Regions from separate parts of the Homo sapiens genome. Here region 2 is linked to region 1. Evidence: chromatin loops called from intact Hi-C (ENCODE). Cell type or tissue: heart right ventricle. All regions are shown on one strand. Links, peaks and the distances in the headings refer to the core of each region. The heading gives the core; the rest is flanking DNA.

Evidence for each region. Hi-C counts contacts between places; a loop is a spot of excess contacts. Peaks named below come from ENCODE experiments on the same cell type or tissue, not always from the same donor. Only the 100,000 strongest peaks of a DNase experiment are listed, where the experiment ranks them.
Region 2: it touches region 1 in a loop (4-fold over the local background); 61 of 110 quality-filtered maps call a loop at or near these places.

The regions. Positions count from the first base shown.
Region 1 is chr2:224,364,103-224,374,800 of GRCh38, reverse strand. No RefSeq gene overlaps it. Among named protein-coding and RNA genes, the nearest start is that of FAM124B, 33 kb to the left of the region's middle. RefSeq lists a silencer at 1,495-1,789. In heart right ventricle, for the core only: CTCF peaks have their summits at 5,382 and 5,582 (motif pointing right); no DNase peak of the experiment used is centred there.
Region 2 is chr2:224,437,815-224,448,512 of GRCh38, reverse strand. No RefSeq gene overlaps it. Among named protein-coding and RNA genes, the nearest start is that of FAM124B, 41 kb to the right of the region's middle. RefSeq lists a silencer at 5,882-5,941. In heart right ventricle, for the core only: no CTCF peak of the experiment used is centred there; DNase peaks (open chromatin) are centred at 5,642 and 5,995; H3K4me3 peaks cover 1,255 bases; H3K27me3 peaks cover 1,476 bases.

The DNA of each region.
Region 1 (10,698 bases), core at 1,137-9,136:
ACTTGCCTTCTGCAGCTTCCTCACCTCTCTCAGCCTCCACAGAATTGAAGAGAGTTAGGGCCTTGTTCTGGATTAGGCTTTGTCTTAAGGCAATGTTGTGGCTGGTTTGATCTTTTACTCAGACCATTCAAACTTTCTCCATATAGCAATACGGCTGTCTTGCTTTCTTATCATTCATGTGTTCACAGGAGTCACACTTTTTATTTTCTTTAAGAACTTTTTTTTTTGCATTCACAACTTGGCTAACTTGTGTGGTACAAGAAACCTCACTTATTTCAGCTTTTGACATGCCATCTTCACTAAGCTGCACCATTTCTAGCTTTTGATTTATTTATTTATTTATTTATTTATTTATTTATTCATTTTTGAGACAGAGTCTCTCGCTCTGTCACCCAGGCTGGAGTGCTCACTGCAGCCTCCGCCTCCCCGGTTCAAGCGATTCTCCTGCCTCAGCCTTCTGAGTAGCTGGGATTACAGGTGCTTACCACCATGCCTGGCTAATTTTTGTATTTTTTTTTTTTAGTAGAACAGGGTTTTGCCATGTTGGCTAGGCTGGTCTCAAACTCCTGACCTCAGGTAATCCGCCCAGCTCAGCCTCCCAAAGTGCTGGGATTACAGGCATGAGCCACCGTGCCCAGCCTCTAGCTTTTAATTTAAGTGAGAGAGGTGCAACACTTTCTTTCATTTGAACACTTAGGAGCCACTGTAGGGTTATTAATTGGCCTAATTTCAACATTGTTGTGTCTCAAGGAGTAGGAAGGGCTGAGGAGAGGGAGAGAGATGGGAATGGCCATTCAGTGGAGCAGTTACAACACATATGACATTGATGGATATGGGTGCTATTTGTGGTGCCCCCAGATAATTACAATAGTAACATCAAAGATCACGGATCACAGATCACCATAACAGATATAATACTAATGAAAAAGTTTGAACTATTGTGATGATTACTGAAATGTGACCCAGAGACATGAAGTGAGCCCATGCTGTGGGAAAAATGGTGCCAATAGACTCACTTGGCACAGGGGTTGCCACAAAGCTTCAATTTGTAAAATAAAAAAAAAAAAACCCAAAATCTGCAAAAAAACAATGAAGCAAACACAATAAAACAAGGTATGCCTGTATAGGCATATTAAAAATCAGTTGCGTTGCAGTTATTTGGCTATTTTTAACCTTATTAATAATATTTCACACTTTTTGCAGGTATTATTTGTTCATTGCTAAACGTTAACAGAGATGGTAACATTTGGAAGCTTGCAAACATATTAGTTTATTAGTGGAAGTAGAGCAAGGGATGTGAGATTTGAGGGTGGAGCAGGAGACGATAGGAAGAGATGGACACACCTTGGCTTACAAAGGCAGGTGAAGCTGGAGCCTCAGCAGCAGCTGCCATGTGCCTTCTGCTTGATGGGAACTTTGTAAGGCAGCCTTGGTCTTTCCATTGCCCTTCAACAACCTGCTCGGTCACTCCAGTTATGCATGGAAGGATTGCTGGTGGAAAGGCTCCTTCCTTCCCTCCCAGAGAAAGAAGGAGAAAGGGGAAGGGAAACATAAAACAGGAGAATGGAGCCACAAGCACACACTGCATTTTCTGTTGATTAAAAGCTCCTCAATTACATTTCCATGTTACAAAATATATTCAGAAGTTCCTGAAAAACTCACTACCGTGTGACTTCCTAGCATCTTCTCTAAGCCATCATGGATTGGTCTTTCCCTTTCGCTCTGTTCCTTTCTCTTCCCTTTCCTTCCCTTTTTATTTCTTTTCCCTTCCCTCCCTCTGTTTCTCCCTTCTTTTTGTGCTTCAATTTGATCCTCTCTTTATTCTTTGCTCTGTTTTAAAATACTTTTTCTTTGCTGCATCTCCCAGGATTCCCTCAAGGGGCTGAGACGCAGCTGCAACTTCTAAATGGGCCTCCTCGCCTAAGCTCAGAGAATGAGCAATAAGAGATCTCTGGGGAAATTCTCCCTAGTTTCTAGTTCATTTCAGGATTCTGCTCTGGGTCAACTAAACCCACGTCACTTAGAAACAAACTGATCTCTGCATCCACAGCTCCCTTGTTTTGCACCTACTAAATCCTTACCCGAGGTTTGAGATGTTTCTTAAACATTTCTCACAATTCGCAATGTTTAAAATTCGCTGTAGCAAGTAAGAGGAAAAGGTGCTTATGGCCCCTAGGCCACATAATTAGGATGTATGTTATTAAAAACTTGATTTCATCAAAATTTATTTTCTAATATAATTATTTAAAAAGTCTTGTTATTCCAGAGAACCTAGCTGAGTTATTGGAGACACAAAGTCTCTCTTATTGGAAGAAGAAATGTATTGTTTTCACAAATCCCAGTTCTGCCAGAGATGTTTCTGAGGTGAGTCTCTTGAGAACAATAATTCTTTTTTTTCTTTTGTACTTTATTACTTATTTTTTACCTTTAATTGGTATGATTCCATATTCAAAATTTAATAAAAGAAATATTCATTGTCTATTTCTTTTTTGGACACTTATTTTTTATTTGTTCTTAGACATTCACTTCTGAATATTATCATAATTAGTTTCATTGATTATAGCTCAAAATAATTTTGTCATATATAAAATTTCTTCCATATGTCAAAAATGCAATTTAGGCCTTTCTTACATAAACATCTCTATTGTCAAGCAAAAAGCTGCTCTTAACTGAGTTTATTTCTTTTTTTTAACTTTTAAGTTCAGGGGTACATGTGCAGGTTTGTTTTATAGGTAAACTTGTGTCATGGGGGTTGGTTGTATGATTATTTTGTCACACCAGGTATTAAGCCTGGTACCCATTAGTTATTTTTCCTGATCCTCTCCCTCCTCCCACACTTCACCCTCTGATATGCCTCAGTGTCTATTGTTCCCCTCTGTGTCCATGTGTTCTCATCATTTAGCTCTCATTTATAAATGAGAACATGCAGTATTTGGTTTTCTCTTCCTGCGTTAGTTTGCTAAGGATAATGATCTTCAGCTGCATGCATGTTACTACAAAGGAAAAGATTTCATTCTTTATATGGCTGCATAGTATTCCATAGTGTATATGTATCACATTTTCTTTATTCAGTCTATCATTGATGGGCGTTTAGGATGAGTCCATGTCTTTGCTATTGAAAATAGTGCTGCAATGAACCTATGTGTGTGTGTCTTTGTAATAGAACGATTTATATTCTTTTGAGTATATACCCAGTAATGGGATTGCTGGGTCAAATGGTATTTCTTTCTTTAGGTCTTTGAGGACTTTCCACACCATCTTCCACAGTGATTGAACTAATTTACACTTCCATTAATGGTGTATAAACGTTCTTTTTTCTCCACAACCTCACCAGCATCTGTTATTTTTTAACTTTTTAATGATAGCCATTCTGACTTGTGTGAGATGGTATCTCATCGCAGTTTTGATTTGCATTTCTCTAATGATCAGTGATGTCGAACTTTTTTTCATATGATTGTTGGCCGCATGTATGTTTTCTTTTGAAAAGTGTCTGTTTATATTGAGGATAATAATTCTAAGGAGAGACAATAATACTGAATTAGAGTTGATACTGATGACAGAGCTATCTGGCACTTCCCACATGCGAGGCACTCTCTTGAACATTTTGGTCTTCACAAAAGTCCTGTGGGGTAGGTGCTGTGATGATCCGAACTTTACAGTTGAGAAAATTGAGGCACAGAGAGGTCTAGAGCCTAATCCTGGACTGTGCAATGAGTCATGGGCACAGTTAGGATTGGAAGCGAGGCTGTCAGGCTAGTGTCTGTGTCTCTGACCACTAGCCTAACAGCCTGGCTTCAATCTATTAGGAAGAGGGGGGCAAGAAGAGTGACCTGAGCTTCACGCGGTCCACGCTGCCTCCACACTGTGCACACACAAAACTGGCGTCACCCTGGTTTCCTTTCTGCTCCTCAAGCATGCCCCACTTGTTCCATCTGCCTGGAGCTTTCTGCCCAGACCTGCCTGGTGGACTCCTTGTTGTCATGGAGTTTCAAGTTAAAATCCCTGCTGCAGGGGCTTGACCAGCTGACACGTTATTAAAACAACCCTGGCACCCAAGCCCTAGCGCAATGTCAGGACCAGAGTAGCTGCTTTTACAAATAATTTGTTCAACAAATGCACAGCAAGGAATAGGAATGTGGAAGAGGCTTCCATTCTCTGGAAGCCAGAAAGTAAGATATAGTCTTAGTGAGTTTGGGTTGTGTATTAGTCTGTTTTCACGCTGCTAGTAAAGACATACCTGAGACTGGGTAATTTATAGAGAAAAGAAGTTTAATGGACTTACAGTTCCACATGGCTGGGAAGGTCTCATAATCATAATGGAAGGTGAATGAGGAGCAAAATCACGTCTTACATGGTGGCAGGCAAGAGAGCTTGTGTAAGGGAACTCCCCTTTATAAAATCATCAGATCTCGTGACACTTATTAAATATTCGCAAACAGCAGGGGAAAGACTCACTCCCATGATTCAATCACCTCCCACCAGGACCCTCCCACATGTGAATTATAGGACCCAAAATTCAAGGTGAGATTTGCATAGGGATACAGCCAAACTATATCAGGCTGCTATCACAGAAAACCATAGACTGGGCAGCAATTTATTTCTTATGGTTCTGGAGGCTGGACATCTGCATTTAGGCTGCCAGTATGGTCCAGTTCTGATGGGGACTTTCTTCTTGGCCTGCAAATGGCCACATTCTCACTGTGTCGTCATGTGGTGGAGGGAGACAGAGAGAGCTAGTTCCCTGGTGCCTCTTCTATTAAAGGCACTACTTCCATTATGAGGACTCCACACTCATGGCCCAATCACCTCCCAAAGGTCCCACCTCAAAATATCATCGTACTGGGGGCTAGGCTTCAACATATGAATTCTGGGTGGTGGGGGGGAACATTCAGACCATAGCAGACATGAACTATATCATTCATGTTTGTATCCCAAGTTCTGGGCCCACTCCAGAGAGCCCTCTCTGCTTTTCTCAGGTATGTACTTTTCCTAGTTTGCCTGTTGGCTGCAGAGCTATTACAGCAGCAGTGGCTTCTTCCTCATCTCGTCCTTATTAGTGTACAAGCATCACTGCACATGTCTTTCATGGTTTGTGCTGTTGTGCTCTATCTGAAGCTCACCCCCAAGGTTTGGGCCTCCTCTGTTGGTCCCACAGTCATGTCCTGTGAGCCAGATCCTAGAGCTTGTTCAGGCTTCACAGGGCTCCACCAGCCAGAATCACTGCAGGAGCCCTGAGTGCAGCTCAAATGAGGGGATCTGGGGATGTGGGGGCTTCTAAGGAGCAGCTTTTCTCTTCGGTCAAGCGATTCTCAAGGGTCACAGCAGAAATGATGCTGTCATTCTCATTGTATAGGGCTGTTTGAGTTCCTGCGGGCACTGACGGTGGTTAATTCAAGCTAACACCCATTAAAAGTCATGGTTCCTTTATGTCCTCTCACGGGATTGCAGTTGCATTTGGGAATCTTCTCTTGCTTTGTGCAATGATCTAATTCACAGAATTAAGCAGGACTGAATTTCAGCAGGATTTTTTATGGGATGTGTATCTTATTTACCTTGCTTTTCACCCTATCAAAAGTCTGTCACTAGAGGGCACTGTTGTAACACTATGTAAATTACTGTGGCCGAATCGCCAAACCCTTTTTTCCCCCCTCTGCTTCACCCCAAGAGAAGACATGGTAGATATTTAAAAGTTAATTAATGCTTAGAAAGTTCCCCCATAGGAGTCTTGGTGGGAGGCAGAGCTCACCTGAAAGATGTCCCATCCCCATCTCCCGTGACTTGGGCTTATGACTTACACTTGGACAGTCAGCTAGTCTCACCTGGAGTTTTGATGTTCACACTCAAGAATGCGGCGGATTTCTTTTGGGTGGGAAGAGGACGTGGTCAGCATTGCTCTGGTCAAAGGAAGAAGCGATGTCTAGTCTTTGACCGTGGGGGCGGCGGAGCCTTTGGACCCACCTGGTTCTGTGGCCTGATTTTGGTTGTGATTCTGCCACAGTTCTCGTGAGTTTTCTGAGCCCAGTTCTCCAGCCTTCTGATAAATTCATTGTCAGCCTGAATCAGCCAGAATCAGTTCTGCTCTTACAGCAAATAATGGAGGCTGATACAGGTGCAACACTGATTGGGTTGAGGCCAGGTACAAAATTGGGGCACAATGTTAAGAAATTGATGGTCTGGATGTTCTGTTGGCTTTGATTCTTTTACTCTTTTCCTTTTGGTTTGCTCCTTTCTCCTCTTCCATGGCTTTGACAGTAAGGTGCCCAGCTCCTACTCCTTTAGCAGGCTAAGAAGGAAGCAGGAGGGGACACAAAGATGGAGGCAGGGTCCCTTTGGAGAAGTAGGTCCTCCTGTTAACTTTTGTCCAGGCTACACAAAACAAATCCTGCAGGCCACGTGTGGTCTGGCCTAGGTTACCAGGACAGAGCCTCAAATTAGTGTAGGGCCCTTTGATTTATAAGCAAGAGTGACTGAGAATGGATTACTTAAACAAAAAGGGAGAGAAGGAAAGTTATTGGTCATGTAGCTAAAAAGACTGTTGTCAGGGGATCACAGCCCCAGAGCCACATCCCATCAGCTCGGCCCTGGAGTGGGAAGACTTTGTCTTTTCAGAGAGCTCCAGGAGAAAATCCACAGGGAGAACGCTGATTGGCCTGGCCCGAGTCACACACCCATTCCTGGGCCAATTGGGTGGTCTGTGTGGCAGGGCTCTCTGATTGGTGGGGCCGTGGCTCTGGGTCCATTTGTTGGAATGAAGGATGAGGGGACCGGAGGGAGGAAGCCAGCCCCACAGAGCGACAGGGAAGGACCCTGTGCAGGAAAGGGACAGAAGTGAGAGGAGACAGCAAAAGCAGGCGTCCATTTCTGGCCAAAACTGTACCTGGCAATAAGAGAGGAAGGCCCTTTTCATGTCCCCGTGAGGGGGTCTGTATTAGTTCATTTCACACTACAATAAAGAAATACTTGAGACTGGGTAATTTATAAACAAAGGAAGTTTAATTGACTCACAGTTCCACACGGCTGGGGAAGCCTCAGGAAACTTACAATCATGGCGGAAGGCGAAGGGGAAGCAAGGACCTTCTTTACATGGTGGCAGGAGACAGAAGTGCAAACGGGAAATGCTAGACCCTTATGAAACCATCAGCTCTTGTGAGAACTCACTCACTATCAGGAGAACAGCCTGGGGGAACTCACCCCCATGATCCAATCACCTCCCACTGGGTCCCTCCTTCCACACATGGGGATTATAGGGATTACAATTTGAGATGAGATTTGGGTGGGGACACAGCCAAGCCACATCAGGGTCCTTGGATGTGGGCTTTGCTTATGTTTCAATGTCTTTTGACCTTGTGAGATCCCCCAGCATACAGTGACCCTCAGTCTGTTTTGTTTCCTTTAGAACCTGTATTAGTTTTCTAGGGCTGTTGTAACAAATGACCATAAACTTCATGGCTTAAAACAGCAGAAAGTTAAAGTTATTCTGTCATAGTTCTGGAGGCCAGAAGTCCAAAATTAAGGTGCTGTCAGGCCCACTTGCCTTCATGGAACCCAAAGAGAGACTTCCCTGTCTCTTCCAACTTTTGGAGGCTTCAGGCCTTTCCTAGCTTCAATCTCTGCCCCTGTCTTCACATCGCCTTCTTTTCTTTGTGTCTTCTCTGTGTCTCTTATAAGGACACTTATCATTTGGTTTAGGGCTCACTCAGATAATCCAGGATGAACTCATCTCAAGATCCTTAATTTAATAACATCTGCAAAAACTCTTTTTCCAAATAAGATCACATTCACAGGTTCTGGGGGTTAGGGTGTGAACATAACCTTTTGGGGGGCTACCATCAACTTACAACAGAGCACTTATATAATCTTTTCTGGTTCAGTCATTTATTTGTATTACGTGTCACCCTCCCTTTGCCCACTCCACTGCTTGCTCTCTTTCTCTCTCTCCCCACCCAACTCTCCTCTGTCTTTCACTCCATCAGAGCTAGGATCTGTCTGTCATCTCCATAACTGTATCCATAGGACATAAAACAGTGCCTGAACAAGGGAAAGAAAGAATGAAAGATTGGGTTTCCTTGGACTGTGGCCCCTTAGCACTTTATCCATAAATTTGGTGCTGCTCTTAACCTATTGTGTCAGTGTTGGGTATGTATGTACATATGTATAGATCCCTGGTTTTAATATGCGCTCCCTGAGGCCTGTTTTTCATAATTCCAGGCAATCATTTCTGCCCCATAATTCAGAGCAATAAAATTGTGTGCCAAGTATTATGCTACACGCTGACTTGGTTATTAATAATAGATAAAGACAAGTATAAATACAGCCCACACATTGCATAGGTTTGATTTTATTTGGATTCCAGCTGTAAATAATTTTGGCTTTCTCCCATTCCTCCCAATATTTTTCTCATATCAAATTACAGGGTAAGCTGCCAAGCCTTGAACCACGTGTGGCCACAGCCTTTAAGTATGTTTTTACTCTAACCCTTCTTTTTCAAGTCAATCCCTTTGCCAAATTTTTAATTTTCTTAAATTGGCCCAGAACAATTGAGGCGTGAAAAGAAGCCTTCATATGGACAGTAAAGTGGTTCTAACAAATTGAAAAGTAAGAGACTAAAATTTGTTTTTGACTGCCTTCCATCTAGTCGTTTAAAAAATCATAATTACCATGTTCTACCACCTAAGCCGCTGCCTCATCAGTCTGAAACACCTACTGGGAAGAAGTATTAATGGAATAATTTCTAGTGAGACACTTCATAGCCACAAAGATAATTAAATGATAGCACCGATGTCCCACTGCTTTGAAGGTTTGTGTGTGTCCACCCTGTGTACATGGAGGGTTTCCAGCCAGCCTCCCACGAAGTCTGTCTTGATTGCCTGCTACCAAGCAACCACACAGTGCTGGGCACTGAGGAAATATTGGCCTGGTTTGCAACCACGGGATTTAAATGGATTCTTGGAGCTTTCTGCAAAAGAACAGTTCTCCCATGTTTGAAGAAAGAAGTAGGTGTACTCCAGAGAAACAGGTTTCAATTACATCGCGCATTGCTCTGCTAAATGAGCAAGCTTTAAAAGGGCCCTGCAGACGCCACAAAAATGTTTCCCAAGTGCAAAAGTGTAAAAACATAAGCATCTTTTTGTAAATGTTGCCCTAAAAAAGCCTGCCATAGGAATGAAAACCTAAGGAACGAAAGCCAGATTGGGATCAGATCCACGAGATACATAATTAGTGAGCATATCACCTCCTTCGATGGTTACTCATCTGTTTTGACCACACCGACGTGGGCCAGAGTTTGCCTTCAGTCACACCCATGAAAGTCTGGGTGAGTCTGAATTTAATGCCTAATTTGACTTTGTGAATATTTGCAGCTTGCATATAAAGAAGAGATAGTCCAATGAGGCAGCCGAAGTCAGCGTCATAAGGAAAATTTTTCCCTTTTGCTGTGAGCATCATTTAAGAAAAAGGCGAAAGTATATCAGTGTCCTGGGCAGTTTTGATTAAGTCTAAAAAGTGCACTCTTTATCAGCACTTGAATTTAATATGGTGGGGCACCATTCAGTTACGCTACAGACCAGCATGTCTCTATATCGTCGTAACATTAAGATTCTAAGTTTCTGTACCTGTGCTAGGTTTTGTTGTGTTACTTCCGCAGAAAGCCTACAGAAGTGGATGAAAATAGAAAGGTACGTGATGAAATAAATTTATATTCTCTATCCTTTCAGCTGTCATATGAGGCTGTGAACAGTTTTCTTGCCCCAAGTGGCGTGAAAAGGAGGGTATCCAGGAAGAGGAGATGAAGGCCATGTTTTAAATGTATTAAGAAAGAAGTGCTAGAGCCTCAGTTTTCACACAAAGGCAAAGGCTTTCCTTTTTCAATTGATAGCTCTGTAGTTTCTTTTTCTTTTTCTTGAGATGGAGTCGCTCTCTGTCGCCCAGGCTGGAGTGCAGTGGCGCGATCTCGGCTCACCGCAAGCTCCGCCTCCCGGGTTCCCGCCATTCTCCTGCCTCAGCCTCCCGAGTAGCTGGGACTACAGGGGCCTGCCACCACGCCCGGCTAATTTTTTGTATTTTTAGTAGAGACGGGGTTTCACCGTGCTAGCCAGGTTGGTCTCGATCTCCTGACCTCGTGATCCGCCCGCCTCAGCCTCTCAAAGTGCTGGGATTACAGGCGTGAGCCACCGCGCCCGGCCGATAGCTCTGTAGTTTCTGTTTAGTTACCCCTGAGTCAGAGTTGCACAAAGACCCAGTGAGGTCACCTGCTGTCGGGTGGATGACTTGGGAGCTGGGAGTGACTGCATGGTACAAGTCTGTTCCATGAGAAACACTGAAAGAAAAAAGGAGTATGTGTCTCTGGATGGTGATTGTATGATGCAGAGGAGAGGAGAAGGAAGGCTTGAGCCTGATGGGAGAGAAATCACATCACGGTAGCAAGATGGGAAAAAAGGAATTGGTCCAAGATCTCACTCTTAGCTGCCAAATGGCCATGGCAACAGGACCTTTTGCTTAGTGTGACAGGAGCTGAAACAAGGTCCCTGGCACTCAGTGAGGGGTTGCCATAGGGAGAATTGGAGGGTTCTGGGCATGCTAAGCACCGGGCTTGGAAAACACAGAGGAGAGCCAGCACCCATTGGCTGTGGGCCTGGAACCAAGGTAAGAAAAATAAAAAGACAAAATGAGCCTGGGTTGTGTGTGTCTGTGTCTGTCTTT
Region 2 (10,698 bases), core at 968-8,967, 74 kb before region 1:
TTCTGGAAGCTGGGAAGTCCATCATCAAGGCAACAGCAGACAGGTTTTCTAGTGACGGCTCACTTTGTGGTTCATAGATGGAGCCTTCTAGACATGTTCTCACATGGTAGGACAAGGCAGATCCCTGGAGCCTCTTTTATAAAGACATTGATTTCACTCTCATGACCTAATCACTGCTGAAAGGGCCTACCTCCTAATACCATCACATTGGTAATTAAATTTCAATATACAAATTGTGGGGGTATAACATTCAGACTATAGCATATAGTATTCTTTTTTTTTTTTTTTTTTTTTTGAGACAGAGTCTTGCTCTGTTGCTCAGGCTGGAGTGCAGTGGGAAGATCTCAGCTCACTGCAACCTCCGCCTCCTGGGTTCAAGCAGTTCTCCTGCCTCAGCTTCCCGAGTTGCTGGGATTACAGGCATGTGTCACCACCGGCTAATTTTTGTATTTTTAGTAGAGACGGGGTTTTACCACGTTGGCCAGGCTGGTCTCGAACTCCTGACCTCAGGTGATCCACTTGCCTCGGCCTCCCAAAGTGCTGGGATTACAGGCGTGAGCCGCTGCGCCTGGCCAGCATATAGCATTCTTATAGAAAATACACACAAAATGAAATCAATGAGATAAATTGAAACTAAAGGGATGGAGAAACTTGTCTCATGCAAACAGTAATCAGATAATAAACCTAAAAAGCTGGAATAGCAATATCGATTTTAGACAAAATATAATTTATATTATACTATATATAAATACATTAATTTTTACATAAAATATTATATAAATAAAAAAGGAAAGAACTTAAAAGTAAGAGAAACATATAGTACTCTTGAACTTATAGGCACCTGAAAGATGGACCATACTCATTTTCTGGTCACACTGAAACTAAATAATAAAAAAAGAAGGCCGGGCGCGGTGGCTTACACCTATAATCCCAGTACTTTGGGAGGCCAAGGCGAGCGGATCACCTGAGGTCAGGAGTTCGAGACCAGCCTGCCCAACATGGCGAAACCCCGTCTCTACTAAAAATACAAAAAAAAAATTAGCCAGGCGTGGTGGTGGGTGCCTGTAATCCCAGCTCCTCGGGAGGCTGAGGCAGGAGAACTGCTTGAACCCAGGAGGCGGAGGTTGCAGTGAGCTGAGATCTTCCCACTGCACTCCAGCCTGGGTGACAAGAGCGAAACTCCTCCTCAAAAAAAGAAAAAAAAAAAAAGAAAAAAAAAGAAACTAAATAAGAATTCAACAATAAAAAATACCAAAATGAGTAAATAAAAGTACTAATAAAATAAGTAATATACACACACATTTGGAAACTCTAAAATGTAATCCTGAATAATTTGTGGATTAATTTTAAAAAGATGGCACCATGGAAATGACAGCATATGTAAGACGAGAATACTAATAAATGTGTTACATACCAACATTTGTGGAATTCAGCAAAAAGTTATTAGAATTTCATTTTGTGGGAATAAATCCCAGTACTTTGCGAAGCCAAGGCAGGAGGATCACTTGAGGTCAAGAGTTCGAAACCAGCATGGCCAACATGGTGAAACCCTGTCTCTACTAAAAATACAAAAATTAGCCTGGTGTGGTGGCGCGTGCCTATAGTCCCAGTTATTTGGGAGTCTGAGGCAGGAGAATTGCTTGAACCCAGATGCAGAGGTTGGAGTGAGTCGAGGTGATTACACTGCACTCTAGTCTGGGCAACAGAGAGAGATTCCATCTCAGAAAAAAAAAAAAAAGAACAGGAGCAGAAAGTAACAAAGTATTAAAAAAAAGGAATGAGAATCAACAAAATCAAAAGCCGTTTTTTAATCTATAATAAGAAATAAGAAGAGGCAATATCTATTGATTTAGTAAGCATTTTTTAAACTACACATGAACATTTAAAACTTTGATAAAATATTTACTTTTCTTAAAAAATATATGAACTGCAGAAACTAATCCAAAACGACAAAGAAATTTTGAATAAACCCATAGCCATAACAGAAATTAAAGTAGCCCTCAAAAGGTTCTCCTAGCATTCTCTCTACCCCTTGAAAAAAGATTGTGTCTTCTAGACATGTTTAGAAACCAGGCCAGATGATTTTTACAGGGAAGGTCTTACCAAACTTTTGAGGATCATTTGTCCTATCGTTTTTTTCTTTTACTTTTTTTTTTAACTTTTTTTTTTCTCTGTCACCCAGGCTGAAATGCAGAGGCGCGATCTCGGCTTACTGCAATCTCCCCCTCCCGGGTTCAAGAGATTCTCCTGCCTCAGCCTCCTGAGTAGCTGGGACTACAGGTGCGTACCACCACGCCCGGCTAATGTTTTGTATTCTTAATAGAGACGGGGTTTCACTATATTAGCCAGGATGGTCTCGATCTCTTGACCTCGTGATCCACCCGCCTCGGCCTCCCAAAGTGCTGGGATTACAGACATGAGCCACCGCGCCCAGGCCATTTGTCTTATCTTAAACCGTTTCAGAGAAAAAAAGAGAGAGGAAGTTATCGAGCTAATTTTATGAAACTTATATAACCTTGATACCCAGACAGGACAAGGACAGCAGAAGAAGAGAAAGTCACAGGCAAATGCAAATAGAATTCAGCTTTATATATATCTAAGAGGCCAAAGCGGAACTTTTAAGGGATATTTTGACCTAGCCTCAGAATACTCCAATGTCTTCTCTTGGTCATGCACACCAGCTCTGACTCAGTACAGCAGTTGCCCACACCAGCATAACCGGGGGGCACATAGAGACTGGTACCCTTTTAAAAATTAAAAATCAGGCTGGGCGCGGTGGTTCATGCCTGTAATCCTAACACTTGGGGAGGCCAAGGTGGTGGATCACTTGAGCTCAGGAATTCGAGACCAGCCTGGCCAACATGGTGAAACCCCGTCTCGACTAAAAATACAAAAGTTAGCTGGGCATGGTGGTATGCACCTGTAATCCCAGCTTCTTGGGAGGCTGAGGCACGAGAATTGCTTGCAGCAGGGAGGTGGAGGCTGCAGTGAGTCAAGATTGCGCCACTGCACTCCAGCCTGGGTGACAGAGCGAGACTCCGTCTCAAAAAAAAAAAAATTAAAAATCTACATAGGTTATTAACTTCTCTAAGAAGTGCTACTGTAAACTGTTTGATTTTTTAAGTTAAACTTTCTATTTTGTGATAATTATAGACTCATATAAAAAACATAGTATGTATATAAACGTATAGGTATAATAAGGTAAACAATATAAGATATAATCATGCGCTGGGTGCCATGGCTTCGGCCCGTAAACCCATCGCTTTGAGAGGCTGAGGCAGGAGGATCACCTAAGAACAAGAGTTCAAGAGCAACCTGGGGATCCCCGTCTCTACAAAGTAAAGATAAAAAGTTAGCCAGGCATGGTGGCACACACCTGTAGTTCTAGCTACTCGGAAGGCTGAGATGGGAGGATTGCTTGAGCCCAGGAGTTTTAGGCTTCATTGAGATGTGATTGCGCCTCTGCACTCCAGCCTGGGCGACAGAGTGAGATCCTATCTCAAAAATAAATAAATAAATAAATAAATAAATAAATAAATAAATAAATAAAAGAGAGATCCTGTTTACCCTTCATCCAGTTCCTCCAATGGTAACATCATGCAAGACTATAGTGGATTATCAAAACCAGATATTAACCTTGATACAGCCAAGATACACAACCGCTCTAAGACTGCAAGCAACCCTCATGTTACCCTGTTTACTTTTTTTTAAGTCCCATATTTGTTTAATCCGCATGTGTTTGACCATGGAATCCTTTTATTCACCCAAAATCTACTGAATCCTACAGAGCACACTTGGGAAAATGCTGTTTTCAGTCTTTAGTTGATGGGACTATTAAGCCCAGTGTTCATGGCATGTTAGGATCAGGCAACCCTTTGTAAAAACATCTTTTGAACTTTTTGAGTGTTCCATCTGTAAGGGAACATCTGATTTGCTTCTTGAGGTGCAACAGAGGAAGCCCGATCACAACTGGTCTGGCTTCCCTCTCTTCAGGTGTGGGTGGCTCATCTCTTTTGCAGGCAAGGTTGGACGGTACCCTCCAGCCCCCAGGTCTAGGCACAGGTCTTAAGGGAGCGCTGGGGGAAGCCTTACTAGGGGCTTCTGGAACTGGGTGGGAGGGAGTCAGAAATTCTTAGTCCCTTTCGACTCCTAAGATTCCATGATTCTGGCTTCGGTTCGTGCCTTGGGGTTCTCTCACTTCCCACATCTTGCATCTTTCAACATATCACAGCACTTTGAAAGCCAGGCTGGATGGTCCTGTCTTTACCACATGATGTCACTCTAAGAAAATTAGTAACCCCCACTGGGCATGGCTGTGGCTTTTATATGCTGAAGATATCTGAGACTTGGCCTATAAAACAAGCAACTTATCAAGTTAACTGTCTTCAATTCGGTGCACATTTAACTTAAGACCATCTCATAGGCATGACAGCTACCAGGCTGTGGCTGAGATCCCACCCCTCCTGGGGAAAGACTTTTGGGACGGGGAGGAGAACAACCCAAGGATTAGAGGGCATCTCTGGATCAAACCTTCAGGAGAGCAAATGGAAGGAAGGAAGGAATGGCTAGAAACTGGAACTTCCACGATTGACTTTTTAAAGCAAGTTTTATTACTTTTTCTTAAATACTTTTCAGGAGTAATGTTCCTTTTGGAAAACCCTGGCTGGCCTCAACTGCTAAGGGAAAACTGACATCTGTTCTCCCATCTCCTGGGTGGGTGGGAAAAGTGGCAGGAGTCTGGCATGGTGGTATCTGCTGAACAGATCCCAGAGGGAGGAGGATGGGGTAGGAAACAGAAGAGACCTGCCTGTCAGGAACACGTGACAGCTCGTGGAGTGCAGAGCTGTGGCCGAGAGGCGAATCTCTCACTTGGGGCTGGAGTGTGAGCCGTGTGCATTTATGTGAGGGTGCAAGCAGCAAAACCGTTGCAACTTCCTGATGCTCAGGGAGGAAGGGAAGAATGAAAAAATTAAAAAATGAAGCCTGGAGGGGCCAGGCGCGGTGGCTCACGTCTGTAATCCCAGCACTTTGGGAGGCCGAGGCAGGCGGATCACAAGGTCAGGAGATCGAGACCATCCTGGCTAACACGGTGAAACCCCGTCTCTACTAAAAATACAAAAAATTAGCCGGGCGCGGTGGCGGGCACCTGTAGTCTCAGCTACTCGGGAGGCTGCGGCAGGAAAATGGCGTGAACCCGGGAGACGGAGCTTGCAGTGAGCCGAGATCGCGCCACTGCACTCCAGCCTGGGCGACAGAGCCAGACTCCGTCTCAAAAAAAAAAATGAAGCCTGGAGCTCTTCAGTGTTCATTTGTTTTTAGTTTTTAGAGCGGGGAGAGAGGCTGTGAACTGCAAAACAGTTCAGGGAAGTGGGTTTGCGGCGAGAGGGGTAACGGGCGCCAGGTAGGCCGGCCGCTTCTCTGAGGGTCTCTTCATGGCACCTGCTAGTTGCTGAACCCACCTGGGCGCAGTTCTCCGAGCAGGTGGAAGGAGTGCGAAAGACAAGCCTCAAAGGGAGGAACCCGTGCGGGAGCCGACAGCTTTGGACGTCATTGTGCCGGCTATGAGGAGCCACAGTTGTTAGAGGAGGGAAGAGTCAGCCACAGCCGGTTCGCTTAATGAGATGGTGGAGGGCGTGCTTCCTGAGCTTAGTGAGAGAATAATTACTATGAAAAGGAGAAAGGCCGGCCAGCTTTAAACACTAAGCTCCGCCTAGAGGGAGGCCCAGTTTCGTCCTTCGCGCTCCCCTCCTCCAGGAAGCTTTCCGGGATAGTGCCTTTTCCCTGCGGACCCCATCAGAACCGGATGGACCAGGTCCCCAGGCAGCCTCGGCTCGGCGCGTCCTCGGTCTTGGCCCTCGGGGCCCCGCGAAGGCCCGGGGGACGTGGTGCCCGCAGCCGGGCGGGGATCCTGGCAGTGTCAGGGGGTGACTCCGGCGGGGCGCGAGGGCTAGGGCGCGGCAGAGGTGTCGCGGGTTCGAGTCCTGCGGGGACCGGGCAGGAGCAGCTCGTGGAGCGCAGAGCTGTGGCCGAGAGGCGAATCCAGCCAGCCCTGTGTCCCCGGGGATTCCCCCGCGGCGTTACACGTGGCACCGGCCGGCGGGGAGGTGGAGGGGCGCGGTGGGGCGGGGGTCCGGGTCCCGGGGCGAGTGCGGAAGCAGCGGGACTCGGCCGCGCCGCCGGCCCGGGGTCCGGGCGATGGGACGCGCGGTTCCCCTCCTGCAGGCGCCCGGAGAGGTGGGGCTGGACACCGGCTCTGGGGGGTCTGCGTCCTCCCGGGTTGGCGGGGGGCGGCGCGGGACGCTACGCTTCGGCGTCCTTCCTCTCCCTCGCTGGCTCTGGGCCTGAGTTCTCTGGTTTTGTTTCATTGCCCTCTGTTAGTCTGGTTCCTGAATCCTGAGTTAGGCTTCACATTTTGAATTCCTCCCAAATCCATGTCCCTTGAGCTCAAAGCCGTTTGTCCCATCTTTCACAGCACACAGCAGTCACTTTGCATCCTACACAAACAAAAAGTCATGGAAACTATATTTTTTCTTTTTTTTTTTCTCTCTCTCTTTCTTTCTTTCCTTTTTACGAGTATCGCCCTGTCGCCCAGGCTGGGGTGCAGTGGCGCGATCTCGGCTCACTGCAACCTCAGCCTCCTGGGCTTAAGCGATTCTCCTGCCTCAGCCTCCCGAGTATCTGGGATTACAGGCACGCACCACTAGGCCTGGCTAATTTTTTGTACTTTTTTTAGTAGGGACGGGGGGTTTCACTATGTTGGTCAGGCTGGTCTTGAACTCCTGACCTCAGTTGATCCACCCGCTCAAGCCTCCCAAAGTGCTGGGATTATAGGCGTGAGCCACCGCACCTGACTGAAACTGTCTTCTTTTACTCTCTAGTACCCCAGTCCTTACCCCTCCCCCATGTCCATCATGAAAAGATCCAGTGATGGGTGAGACAGCGGGTTCTCTAAGTGGGTTCTCAAACTGGAACAGTCGGTCCCACAGTCTCCTGAGGCCCCCTGACCCATCTCCTTTGGATGAGGTTTATGGCAATCCACTCTTCTTCATTCCTATTTTTCCCCTTGTGGTTATGACTGTGTGCTGTCCTGGATACTGAAAAGCTTGTTCCTTCTTTCCTCTTTGCACTAAAATGTGCCAGCACTATTGTTAGAGGAAGAGTCAAAGAGGTGAGGGTGTGTAGCTGGGATGAAGCCACGGATATCTGAATGGCAAGCCCGCAAGCCTGCAGAGGCAGGGAGCACTGACTACCTGGGCCAGAATAGAACCTGGAAGTTCCGGTAATGCGTTATCAAGGATGAAGCTTCTCTCTTCCCCCTTCTCACTTGGGTGAGTCAGGTTTTGCTTCATAAAGGCCACGTTGTCACAGGTTGCTTATGTAATGCTCACCCAATGAAAGGAAACATTCAAAGGGTGACTTTGCCATTTGGTTGCCAAATTAATGCCTTAGAGAAAAATGGGTAGAGTTAGAAGGGACCTACCCCCAATAACTCAATAACTGGGGAGTAGAAAGTAAACTGTAGGAATGAGAAATAGCTTGCCCCTTTGAATCTTCACACTGATCAACAGGGATTCCAGTTCAAGTGAGTGGGTTAAGTAGCTAGAAAACAAATAGAGCAGGTCCCCAGCAATGCAGAACAGTCATTACTTCACAGCTTTCAGCTGGAGAGTGTTGGGCGAAAAAAAAAAAAAAAAGGAAAGAAAGAGAAAAAGAAAAATAGGGAGAAATACTTTAAAGCATCGCATTGAGCTAAGAGGTAAAGGAAGGCAATTATGAGTAAACTCAATTCAAGAAATGTAATTTTAATGGATTAGATGGTTGCTTGCAAGCTGAAGATGGGAAATGTGGCTTTAATGATGAACCGTACAAAGTATTTTGTAGACTGAGGATATTTCATTCCATTACTCTCTTCTTTGGATTATGACTTTGTAGGAGAATATGGAAGTTGTGATCAAAAGAAATCAATTCAAATCTGAATTTGGGCCTTTCTAAGATGCATGATCCGGGGGGTGTAGGGGTGGAGGATAGGACGTAGGGAGGGAAAGTTACTGACTTCTCAGAGACTCTGCTTCTTCATCTGCTAAATAGGATTTTTGTGAGAATTAAGTGATATTAAGTACCTGTGTACTCCTGGTAGCTGCTATTAACAAATATAATTGTCATTACTAACATTGGTATTCATAATACTAAACTATTTTTGTAGAAGTCATGCCACAGCTTTAATAGGCACTCAATAGATATTTTAAAAAAATAAACAAACGACCCGAATTCATTAGTAATACTGTCTATGTCTTATACATAGTCACATACTTCCTGTTTTATCTGAAAAGCAGCACAGTTGTCCCCGAGTATCTGTGGGAGATTGGTTCCAGGATATAAAAACCAAGGATACTCAAGTCCCTTATATAAAATGGTGTAGTATTTGCATATAACCTATGCACATCCTCTTTAAATTATCTCTCTAGATTACTTATAATACCTAATACAATGTAATGCTGTGTAAATAGTTATTTTGTTTAAGTGATAATAAGGAAAGAAGTCTGTACATGTTTAATACAAATGCAAGCATTCATTCTTTTTTTCAGAATATTTTTGATCCAAAGTTTGTTGAATCTATGGATGCAGAACCCACGGATAAGGAGCACTGACTATATTACACAAACTAATCTAAATATTGGCATTTTCTTAGTTATAATCGGTTCTATTTAAGAATAATAGATAAGTTTACACACTGTGGCACAAAGGAGCTGGTAACAGCTCTGTAATCAAAGTTATGATCAATTAAAACAAAAAATGGGAAAGGAGACCATAGTCAGGACTACATAGAGGGACAATTTGTCTTTCAAAATCCATTTTGACTTCAGGAAATACCCAGTTTTTCTTGTCATTCCCAAGGCTAGCCTTCCCAGGGTGCAAAGGAGCTTTGGATGTCAGAAAAAGCGGAAGCTATTCTTCCTGCCTCTGGAATTTTTACATTCCAGGGGTGATAGAGAAAAGGGAGAATAATTAAATAGTAAGTAAATTAATAATGTTCTCATTCTGCTCTCAGGGCCATACTATGGGATTTACATGGCAAAGTTTGAGTTTATATTATAAATAAATCCTTTAGGCATTTTATGACTAAATCTCTTAAGCAAAGGCCTGTGAAGACTTGCCTTGCCTCACTGAAATGTTATTTATAAAGTATCCCAATTCTATGTGATGAATTATGTTTGGAGTAAATAAAGGATTTGGTAGGTGGGAGGGTGTGGTGGTGGTGGGGAAAAGGCACAGCTGGGTGGGATGTATAAACAAAACCTTGACATAGGGGCTGTGAAAGTGGAGAGGAGAGTTATGTGGTCAAGAGTAGAGTGACTTCTATATTGACATGACCATCCTCATGATGGTGTAAGGTTGGGAGGTGGAAGAACTTGCACTGGGAATAGGAATTAGCTCACAAATCCAGAGGCCAGAGCATTTAGCCATGCTGGACAGGGCAGGAGGGTAAAGGAATGGTGGCTATGAATAAGCTTAAAGCCCTGGACAGGAATTTTTGTGTGATGCCAGGGGCAAATGTGAAAAAAATGACAAGGTTCAAAAGAAAGGCAGAATGTCTTCTGTGGCCATGCTAGAATTTCCAGTGTAGCAGGTAATTTGGGGCAGCCACCTCCTTAGGAATGCCTAAGATTATTTCTCTGGAACTCATCTGCAAAGCAAACATACTGATTTTACTTAGATTGCATATTTATTTGGAGTGGGTGGCTGTAGATTAAGGAGATAGCAGTGGCTAATACACTGCTTTCCCCAACTGCCTCTTGTGTTATTTAGATCTTTTAAATTGTAAGAAGAAGTGGGAGGAGGAACAGGAGGAAGGGGAAAAGGAGGAGGAGGAGAAGAAAAGGTAACTGCATTAGTCAGGATTCTCCAGAAAATCAGAACCAACAGTATATATAAATAATAAATAGAATGATATTTATTATAAGGAAATGGCTCATGTGATTATGGAGACTGCGAAGTCCCATGACCTTCCATCTGTGAGCTGGAAACCCAAGAAAGCTAATGGTATAAATTCCAGTCCAAGTGTGAAGGCCTGAAATCCAGGAGCACCAATGGTATAAATCTCAATTCAAGGGCAGGACCAATGTCTCAGCTCAAGCAGTCAGGCACAGAGAGAGAGAGAGGGGTCAACATTTGTCCACCTTTTTGTTGTATTCAGGTTAGGTGATATCGACTCACATTGAGGAGGGCCATCTGCTTTATTCAGTCCATAGATTCAAATGCTAATCTCTTCTGGAAACATCCTCACAGACACCCCCAGAAATAATGTTTCACCAGATATCTGGGCATCTCATGGCCCAGTCAAGTTGACAGATAAATTAACCATACAGTAACTGCAAAAAGTGGAGTTTTATTATAAAGATATTAGGGCAATTATGGCTCTAGTTACTTCCCATAGAGACCCAGCAGCCCTCACACACACTGTAAAAGAATCATGGTTGGTGGTGCAGAATACAGGAACCAGGAACCAGGTTACTACAGGCATCCTTAATTATCCTCTTTCGTGATTCACAGTCTTTGTCGTCATTGTTGCTGCTCCCCAAGGCACCAAGTCCTCTGACATTCATCTTCCTTCTGGGATCTCTTTGATATCAACTGCCTGTGTCTGTGTTGCCCATTAACATCGCTCTATAAAGAATACCCAACTGGTCCAATTTAGTC